Regions from separate parts of the Homo sapiens genome. Here region 1 is linked to region 2. A link is a contact called in ENCODE Hi-C data. All regions are on one chromosome and are shown on one strand. Each heading gives the region's core, a stretch centred on a gene start or an enhancer-like site at or near the end of the contact. The rest is flanking DNA. Distances are from core to core; before and after follow the strand shown.

What was found. Hi-C counts contacts between places; a loop is a spot of excess contacts on that map. Pooled maps may share reads with other maps.
Region 1: a loop to region 2 is called in a map of ascending aorta, with 2.1 times the contacts of the local background. The contact joins the promoter of CMKLR1 here to the promoter of WSCD2 in region 2. A Hi-C loop is called at or near these places in 1 of 168 maps with a recorded cell type or tissue (ascending aorta) and 3 of 50 pooled maps.

The regions. Positions count from the first base shown.
Region 1 is chr12:108,336,118-108,340,898 of GRCh38, forward strand. It overlaps CMKLR1 (chemerin chemokine-like receptor 1), which reads right to left and starts at 3,194. Exons shown (of 4, transcript NM_001142343.2): 1 at 2,910-3,194. RefSeq lists an enhancer at 2,627-3,250 and a silencer at 3,358-3,477.
Region 2 is chr12:108,125,960-108,130,537 of GRCh38, forward strand. It overlaps WSCD2 (WSC domain containing 2), which reads left to right and starts at 3,329. Exons shown (of 9, transcript NM_014653.4): 1 at 3,329-3,967. RefSeq lists a silencer at 3,550-3,639.

The DNA.
Region 1 (4,781 bases), core at 1,944-4,443, 210 kb after region 2:
AAGACTTTTAAGCACTCTAGGTTGGTAGTTCTCAAGTTTTGGGGTGCATCTGAATGACCTGGGGTGCTGGTTCAACATGCAGACACTGAAGCCTCATCCACAGAGATTCTGATTTCCAAACTGAAGCTTTAAGAAACACTCACAATTGGCCGGGCGCAGTGGCTCACGCCTGTAATCCCAGCACTTTTGGAGGCCGAGGTGGGTGGATCACAAGGTCAGGAGATTGAGACCATCCTGGCTAATACGGTGAAACCCCGTCTCTACTAAAAATACAAAAAATTAGCCGGGCGGGGTGGTGGGTGCCTGTAGTCGCAGCTACTTGGGAGGCTGAGGCAGGAGAATGGCGTGAACCCGGGAGGCAGAGCTTGCAGTGAGCCAAGATTGCGCCACTGTACTCCAGCCTGGGCGACAGAGCGAGACTCCATCTCCAGGAAAAAAAAAAAAAAGAAACACTCACAATTATTCTAATGCAGGTGGTCTAGAGATTGCACTTTGAGAAGCTCTGAGTCTACTTCATAGCCTCGCAACTGGCGGTAATGTCTGCACCCATGTGGTGTAGCTCAAAGAGAATGAAATAAGCTTTTGGTTTTCTTGTACATCAGTGGGAATAAGAGCATTAATAATCCACTAAAGAAATCAATAATAATTTCCATTTGGCTCAGATGAGTGTCACAGGTATAGACAGGCACAGTGGAATAGAAATGATCATCAGAACAATAGCTAATGTTTATAGAGACCTTATTTTACAACAAATCCTCTGCTTACAGCTTTACTTGTATGATCTCATTTACTCTTTAGAATAATCTTATGAGGCAGTTACTGATCATATTCCCATTTTATAGATGAGGAAACTCAGGCACAAAGATGAGGAATAACTGATTCCATGTCACTCAGTTGGCAGGTGGCAGGCCAATTCAAGCCCACCCCCAGAGTGATAATAATATCAAATAATATCATCCTTATTTACAGATGATATTATTGTGGCCAGAGAGTGGGAGTACCTTGCCTAAGACCAAGGTGCCCCTTCTTGCACAATGTTCTACTCCCTTTTGTGGGGAGGTCTAGCATCAGAACTCTCCAGGCTTCTGTTTCCTAATCTGTAAAATGGGCATGTTAATAGTACCTTCATCATGTGGCCATGGTGAGGATTTGATAAAATCATCTCGAGAAAGTGGTTTGCAAACTGAGAGGAGTTATTAGGTAAACATCTAAGAGATGGGACTTCAGTCCAACTTCCCCCACCCCATTTTACAGATGGTGAAACTGACACCTGGTTACTTTATTTATTCCATGAACAATGACCCTAATATATGCTAGTTCTTGTGCAGGGGACTGAGGATGCAGAAAAAAAGTAATATCCCAGATCTGGCCTCTAGGGGCCTCCCGGCTAGAAGGAGAGACAGACAAGATGACTGGTCATTAGAACACGGTGTGGTAGGAGCCGTGATAAGGGAGGGATAGGCCCTGGGAGAGCCTAGCAGACAAGCCCTGACCCAGTGCGGGTAGGGGACTTCTCAGAACAAGTCAAGCCAGAGAAAGGCATGACTTGCCCAAAGTTAAGGTTATCTGTTCCCTGAAGTTTTGGGGGAGTCCAAAGAAGGCCCCTGTGCATCAAGAGATAACTCTCCTGTGGACCTCCCAAGTGTATGACACATCATCATTTGAGTGCCACTGGTTTAGGTTAAAGAAAAGGCCAAGCTGCCTCCTCCTGCACCAGAGGCCTGAATGACCCAGTCACACTCACCTCAGCAGCCAAGGCATTTAGAGGAATCTTACCTTCAAACCAGTTTGGAAGGGGCAGGAGATACAGCAAGAACCACAGAGAAGATTGGTCTTGAGAAGGAGGTAGGGGATGCAAAAGGGAAGTTGAGGGCTTTCCCTAATAGAAAAAGAAAGACTCAGAACCTGGACGTTCAGGCGTGTGACCTCAGACCAGTGATCTGGCATCTCTGAACCGCACAGGTCTGAGTGATTGGGCTTATATCAAGTAGTAGTTCCCTGATGTTGTAATGCTTATAATTTTGCCAAAGCTGGCTTGCCCATTTAAAATGGGCTATTCTGAAGACAGAGGAGGGAGTGGAATATTTTCAACAGAGAGTGCCGGCAAAGGTTTTGTGTCCTTTATATACAAAGAACCCTTAGATATCAATTGGAAAAAGATAAACATGCCCCCAGAGGAGAAAAAAATGGGAACAGACTTGAACAGGAGAGTCAGACTAGAAATGTGAAAAATAAGTTTATAAAAGAGAATCAACACTAACAAAGAAATGAAATGCCTATTGAAGCATCTAGATATTATTCTCGACTTCACATCAGGGAAAGTTTAAGGGATGGGTAGCAACAAGGTGGGTTTAGTATGTGAGAATACTGTGCCCTGGTATAACATCGTAGAGAGGTCAAGCTGCCACGGCCTTCCAGGGTGCAGTGTGACCAAAAGCTCAGAAGTCTTAAAAATAGGCAAACCTTAAATCTAGCAATTTCTAAAAGGTATTCATAAGACACACACACAAAGATGTCATACTAAATATTCATTGCAGCACTGTTCTAATAAAAAAAAAGAAGCAAATCTATTATGGAAAAGTCAAATAATCTTAAGATAGCCTTTCTATGCAGCCATGAAAAATGTATATTGGAAGAATATAGGTGATATGGAAAAAAGTTCACAATCTGTGGTTAAGCAGGTTACCAAACTAGATGTGGAAATCCACATTCATATATTTAGTTGTGTATCCTTGCTATTTCTTTAAACAATGAACATGCATTACTTTTGACATCTGAAAATAATAACAAAACTCTTCCTTTTAACAAATATGAAATTATAAAAAGAAACAAACTTTTCTCTCTGTTAGTATTCATTCCCCTTCCCTGGCCCCCCTCAGAAGACACCCAAGGCAAGTGTGTGATGATACCTTCCCTCTGGTCTCTGCCCGGAAGGTCTTCCTGAGGGTTCCCTGTGACTGCAGGCCACTCGAGGCTGTTGGGGAGACTTGCACACCCTGGCTTCTTTCTGCCAATCACAGGCTCCTCTGGCTGTGGCTGTTTGCCCAGAAAGCAGTTCATTCATTTGTTCATTCAAGATCCCCCTCTGAACCCCCAGAGCGCCGCAGCTGGAACACCCCTATCACCCGGAGGCTTCCCAGGGAGCCTGCTCTGTCCTGAGCTCCCTGCTGGCCGCCGGGGCTGCTTCCCTGAATGGGACTGGGACAGAACTCAGCCAGAGAAACAGCTGGAGGGAGGAGAGCAGGAGGGAGGGGCAGGAAACTGGGCTGACCTAGGGCGGGGGCGGCTAGCTGCGTGGAGAGGGGGCTGCGAGGGGAGGGTGCCCCTACCAGCCGGGGACTGGGCTTGTGGGTGGCGGCGGGGGCCCGCTGGGGACGACCCGCCCCTCTGGCAGCCTCTTGCAGCCGGGGAGCCGTGCCCACTGAGCGCAAACAGGGAGCACATCTGAGCACCCGGCTGCTGGGGGAAGTGCAAGCGCCTCTGCTCCCGGTGAGGGGCTCAAGCTCCACACTGACCGAGAGATTGGCTGCCTCTCACCCTGGGCCTTTGCAACGCTGTTCCTCCCACCTGGATGCTATTCCTGCCCTAATTCGTGGCCCGATGGTCTCCTACTGCCTCTTCAGGTCTCAGGTTGAAGGTCACCTCCCAGGGAAGCCTTCCCCAACCCTCGGGGGCTGCTGTGCCCCTCAGGGTCACCCCATCACCTCACTGATGCAGTGCTGTCCTTGCCTGTTAAGATGTCTCTCTCCTTGCACCGAGAACTCCTTGCACCAGGAACTCTGTAGGGAAAGAACTGTATTCTGTTCCCTGCCCTAACCAGGCGCTAAGTGCCTGGTTCATCGGCTGTGTGGTCACCATCATTAGTGGAATAATCAAAACAACCGACAGCCAGGCAGCGTGCTAGGCGATGCGTACTTACTCTTCACGGCAACCCTAGATAACAGGAATTATTACTACTCCAGTCTTACCAATAAGGAAACTGGGGTACAGAGAGATTAAGTCACTTGCTCAAGACCACACCGCCAGCAGCTGACAGAGCTGGGATTCCAACTATGTTGTCTGGCTCGGAGGCCCACCCTTGGCCTCCAGACTGAAGAAATAACAGAAGTGCCCATGTGGGCCCCTGTGCCAAGTGCTTCCATGGAGTAAGCCGTGTGAACCACCACCCACGTCGGGGGGGCATCACTTGCCCATTCTACACATGAGGATGCTAGGGCCACAGAGCAGAAGTCGTTTTGCCCAGGGCGCCAAGCTCATGCTGACCGAGCCATGGCTGGATCTGAGTCTGTCTGATTCCAAAGCCAAGACTGCCTACGACTGCCTAAAATAATATTTTTAGAAAGAAAAAGAAAAGGGAAGGGCAGGGGAGGGGAAGAGAGGGGAAGGGAGGAGAAGAAAGAAAGGAAGAAAAGGGAGGGCAGGGAGGAAGGTAATGGGGAGGAGGGGAAGGTGAAGGGAGAGGGAGATGGGGAGGGAGGGAGAGAAGGAGAGAAACCTGTGTTTTGGGCCTCAAAGTCTTGGGCAGGTGGAGGACTATGTCCTCATCGTCTGATCAGCCTTAGAACCCCACCGACCTCTCCCCACCATCCTCAATCCTTTAATTCAGTGAGCTTTACACTTAGAAACCATCTAATTTCATTCTTCCATTTCACAGATAACTTGAAGCCCAGAGAGATTGAGTCTCTTGCCTGAGGTCACACAGGTCTCTATAGTCAGAAGTCAGGCCCAGTCTACCCAACTGTCTTCCTTGCTCTCTTCTTCTTTGGGCTTATCTAGGGAAC
Region 2 (4,578 bases), core at 2,079-4,578:
TCCAAAATGCATATGTTGAACCAAGCCTCCAAGGTGATGGTGTTAGGAGCTGGGGCCTTTGGGGGGTGATTAGAGTAGGAGGGTGGAACCCTCATGATTGAGATGAGTGCCCATATAAAGGAGTCTCCAAAGAGCTAGCTAGCCATTTCTACCATGTGAGGGCACGGTGAGAAGGTACCATCTATAAACCAGCAAAAAGCAGCCCCTTAGCAGACACCAAATCTGCTAGTGCCATGACCTTGGACTTCTCAGCCTCCAGAACTATGAGAAATAAACTTCTATTTTTTATAAGCCATCCAGTTTACCATATTTTGTTATAGCAGCCCAAACAGACTAAGATACCAGGTTTTCTTCTAATTTCTATATATCTATGATAATATTGGACAGTTTTCTTCATTCATCAACTTTTTTCTGAGCACCTACTATGTGCCAAGCCCTGTGTCGGGTGCTAGGAACAGAGAAGTGGTTACAAGACACAGCTCTTGATCTCCAGGAGTGCTTGGGAGACCAAGCATCAACCTCTGTCAGATGGGCTGGGGGGATGCTGGGAGCTCACAGTAGGGCTCTAAATGGAGTGGCCAGGGAGCAAAGAGATGCCATGGATGATGGAGAAACACAGGGCTGTGGAGGTTATGACCAGCCTATCTTGGACACTGCACCCAAGCTCCTTGAATTCAAAGACCTCTTTCAGTGTATATCTGCCCCAGGACAAAGTCACAGTGACCCCTTGCAACTCCCTCTTCCCAACCTCATTCTCCCTTTCACATATTAATAGTAATGTGAGTTAGTTGTTTTTTGCCTGAAAAAAAAATCTGTGACAACTACACACACTTGAATTCCAGGGCTAGAATTCTCTCCAGCGCCCTGAATAAATGACATCCACACTTTGCCTTGGATATATACTGTCCATCTGGAATCATTATAATAACAGGTCATGGCTTGTGTGCATAATACATGTATGGTCGACACTATGGTAAACTGTCTGTATGAGCCTATCACTTAATCTGCACAAAATGCTTATAAAGTTAGAAATACTATTCTTTCAATTTTGTAGAAGATAAGGCCCAGAGAGGTTAATTAACTTACCCAACGTCACCCAGCTAGGAGATGGCAGAGCTGGGGCTCCATTCCAGGTCTGGCTGACTCCAGATTCCTTCATCTCAACCCTTTGAGCTCTGTCAGGATATGCCTGACATTTCTGAAGGCAAGTCCCCTTCTTTCCACAATAGAGCAATACCATCTAAGGGAAGTTACTTACCGCCTGACACAGCCCACTCACTACTCGCACATTCTCTCCACTTGCTCCAGCTACTGAGGAAATTAGAGCAAATCCTATTTTTAGACACTGTGGTTCAAATGACAGTGATGTATGGGGTAGTGACTCGTTTTATGAACATAGTTCGGAGGTGTCGGCGGATCTTACTGCTCGGAAACTCTCTTACATCACCCTGTTTTGCTCTTTATAATTTATTTCAAAGATCGCTTTGTTTCTTCTCCCTCCTCCGTGAGTCCTGCAACAGACTTCAGCCAGAAACAATAAAATTCTGAGCTGAAATAAAAGGCAATGAGAGAGGATGAGGCTTCTCTCAGAAACCTGAAACACAAATCATGTCAGGGATACATAGGGGTGGAGCACAAGCCCTTAGCAAAAATTAGAGTGTGCTCAATGGTTAGGACTAGAAAAAACAGACTTCATCCCTTCTTAGCAAAATTGATTGTGTGTGTGTTTTAGATGAAAATCCTAACTTTACTGCTTATTTTTTTATGGCTAATTATAATCTGCTAGTTTTGAAGGCCAGCAAGAGGGCTAAACAATGCTTGTGCAGAGCCCTGGCAACCTCAAGACAGGTAGGGATAAAGAGGAAGAACCGAAGAGGAGGGAGGGAGATGATTGACAGGAAGTGTACGGAACAAATGTGGAGGGCTTAACATGTGCTGCTGGGAACACCCACCCACTTTAATCAGTTTCATTCTCTTGTCAACATTAGAAGAAATCTTTAGTCCTATTTTACCGATTGGGCAACCAAGGCCAGAGAGGCTAAGTCATTTACTTTAGGACATACAGCTGGTAATTATGGAGTTAGGATTGCAAGATGCAGCAAAATAAAATAAAGGACATCCAATTATATTTGGGTTCTGAGTAAACAATGTAAAAAAAATAGTGAAAGTATATCCCATGTAAAATTTCAGACTTATACTAAAAATTTAACTGGGCATCCTGTATTTTACCTGGCAACTGTTGAGGAGATTCAAATTCAGTTCTCTTTGTTATTTCCCAGACACCCCTTACTATGGGACATATATAATACTGTAGAATATGTGATCAGTACCAGCAGATACTGGTTGAGTTCAGGCCTCAAGCTTTATATCTGCCATTTTGCTTGAAACCCTTTAATCCTTATATCACCTATCCAGTAGGTATTATCATTGTTCCCATTTTATGGATGAGGAAACTGAGGCTCCTTAAGATGAAATAACTTGGTCACGGTGACACAACCAGAAAGTACTAGAGCCCATGCTTGAACCCAGTTCTGTTTTGCTCAAGAATGGTCTCTCAAAAAAAAAAAAAAAAAAGAAACACAAAAAAACAAAAAACAGTTAAGATTTAACCCATGTACAGAAAAGCACTTGATATGTAAATGTACAGTACAACGACTTGTCACAAACACCTGTGCAGCCACCAGCCAGATCAAGAAAGAAAAGATGTCCAGCTCCCGTTAGATGCCCTGCCCCGTCATGAGAAGGGCTCTTCTGCCAGAGCTTCTCTGGGAATTCTTTGACTACGGGCATTACTGTCCCCATTTTACAGATGGGGACACAAAGGTTCAGAGAGGTGCTGTGACTTGCCCAAGGTCACAGAGATTGGAAAGCAACAGGCTCAGAGAGGGCGAGTGATCACCCAGAGGTTACACAGCTAAAACTTACCACCTGTTAAAACTACAAACTAAATACCAAAAACCGAAACTGCGCTTTATTGGGTGTTTACTATTTGTGAGGCACCGTGCTAAGCTTCTTGGTCGACAACAGTAGCAGCAGCAGCAAGCACTCTGCCATTTGGGGTGCATACTCCCCATGTCAGGCAGCTTGGCACTTTGCGTAATCCGCTCAGTGAATTTTTCCAGCGACCCTATGGTTTGGGCTTGGGTCTCGAACCCATTTTACAGAAGAGGACACTGAGGCCGGAAGGCTGAGGCCCCTGCCCGATATGCTCAGCCGGCCTGGCACCGGCTATGCCCGGCTCCCCGGGAGGCTGCGGGAGGGCCAGGTGGCATGCAAGGAGTTAAGCGGTAGGCAGTGCTGTGGCTCCGTGCGAGGAGCGCGCCGGGCTGAGGCGCGCTGCTGGTGGCGGCGGCGGCAGCGGCGCGGGAGCTAGGGCTGGAGACGTGAAGTCCAGGGGAGCGAGCAAGGCAGCCAAGGAGGCAGCGGCGAGGCAGCGAGAGAGAGCCAGGCGGCCGGAGCTCCGCGCCGAGCCGCAGCCGGTGCCCTGCGCGCACCGGGCCCGGGCATCTCCATCCCCGGGGCGGGTGCCCGCGCGGGGCCTCGCCGCGGCTCGGGGCACCCGCAGTGCCGCCCGCCCGAGCGCCAGGCTCACAGGAGCCCGGCTTTCACTTCCTCTCGCTTCCGCCCGCCTCCCTGGCTCGCCGGCTGGCGTCGCCACCGCCTCCTCGTCCCCGGCCACCGCTGTCGCCGCTGCTGCAATTCAAGGCGCACACTATCCCACTTTCCCGCTGGAGGCGCAGAGGATGCCCCTTGAGCCAGACCTGGAGAAATAGCCCCAGGGCCCGGCAGGAGGAGCCTTGGTGGCGAGAAAGGAAATCCAGGCTCCCCTTTCCTTAAAGCCACTGCAGCAGCTGGGAAGGCGCCCACAGAGCGGGCGCGCCAAGCGGGACGCGGGAGTCGCAGAGAGGGACCCCGGGCGCCTGCTGAGCTCAGCTGGCAGAGTTTGCAAGTGGCGGAGACCCTTCAGGTAAGGACTCAGGTGCCTGGACCTGGGAAGAGGGCTCCAGGAGGGAGCCGGGCGCGGAGCTGGTGCGAAATGTCTTCTGCCCCTAGATCTGGGCTTCGCTTTCCAGACGCTTCCCCGCAGGTTGGGGGCTCGTCGTCCAGAGCCCGGCGAGTGAGGAACCCAGAGTGGTGACAGCCCAGCTCTGCGTAGATGACAAACTTTCTCTCCTCTGGCAGAGGGTGGGACATTCCGGCTCATCCAGGCATCCTTCCTCTGGGCATTCCTGTGCCCCCTACAGGCATGCATTCAAGGGCTTCTCCCGCGGAGGTGGGCCAGCGGGGAGGCAGTGGGCCCCGTAAATTTGATTTATGAATCACCCTCTTTCTGGCCAGTGCAGAGTTCCAAGGGAGAGGGAGCTAGTCATATTTCCAAGTTGGCTGTAGAAGATGTTTCTTGGGGGTGATACTCTGGTGAATAAGGCTGCCTGTCATCTGATGCCAACAGCCAGAGCTGCCCAGGCAATGGGCTTTGTGTAGGGTGCCTTGCAGATTTGCTTATGTCCATTCTGGGGTGTGTGTGTGTGTGTGTGTGTGTGTGTGTGTGTGTGTGTGTGTGTAAAGAGAGAGAGGGAA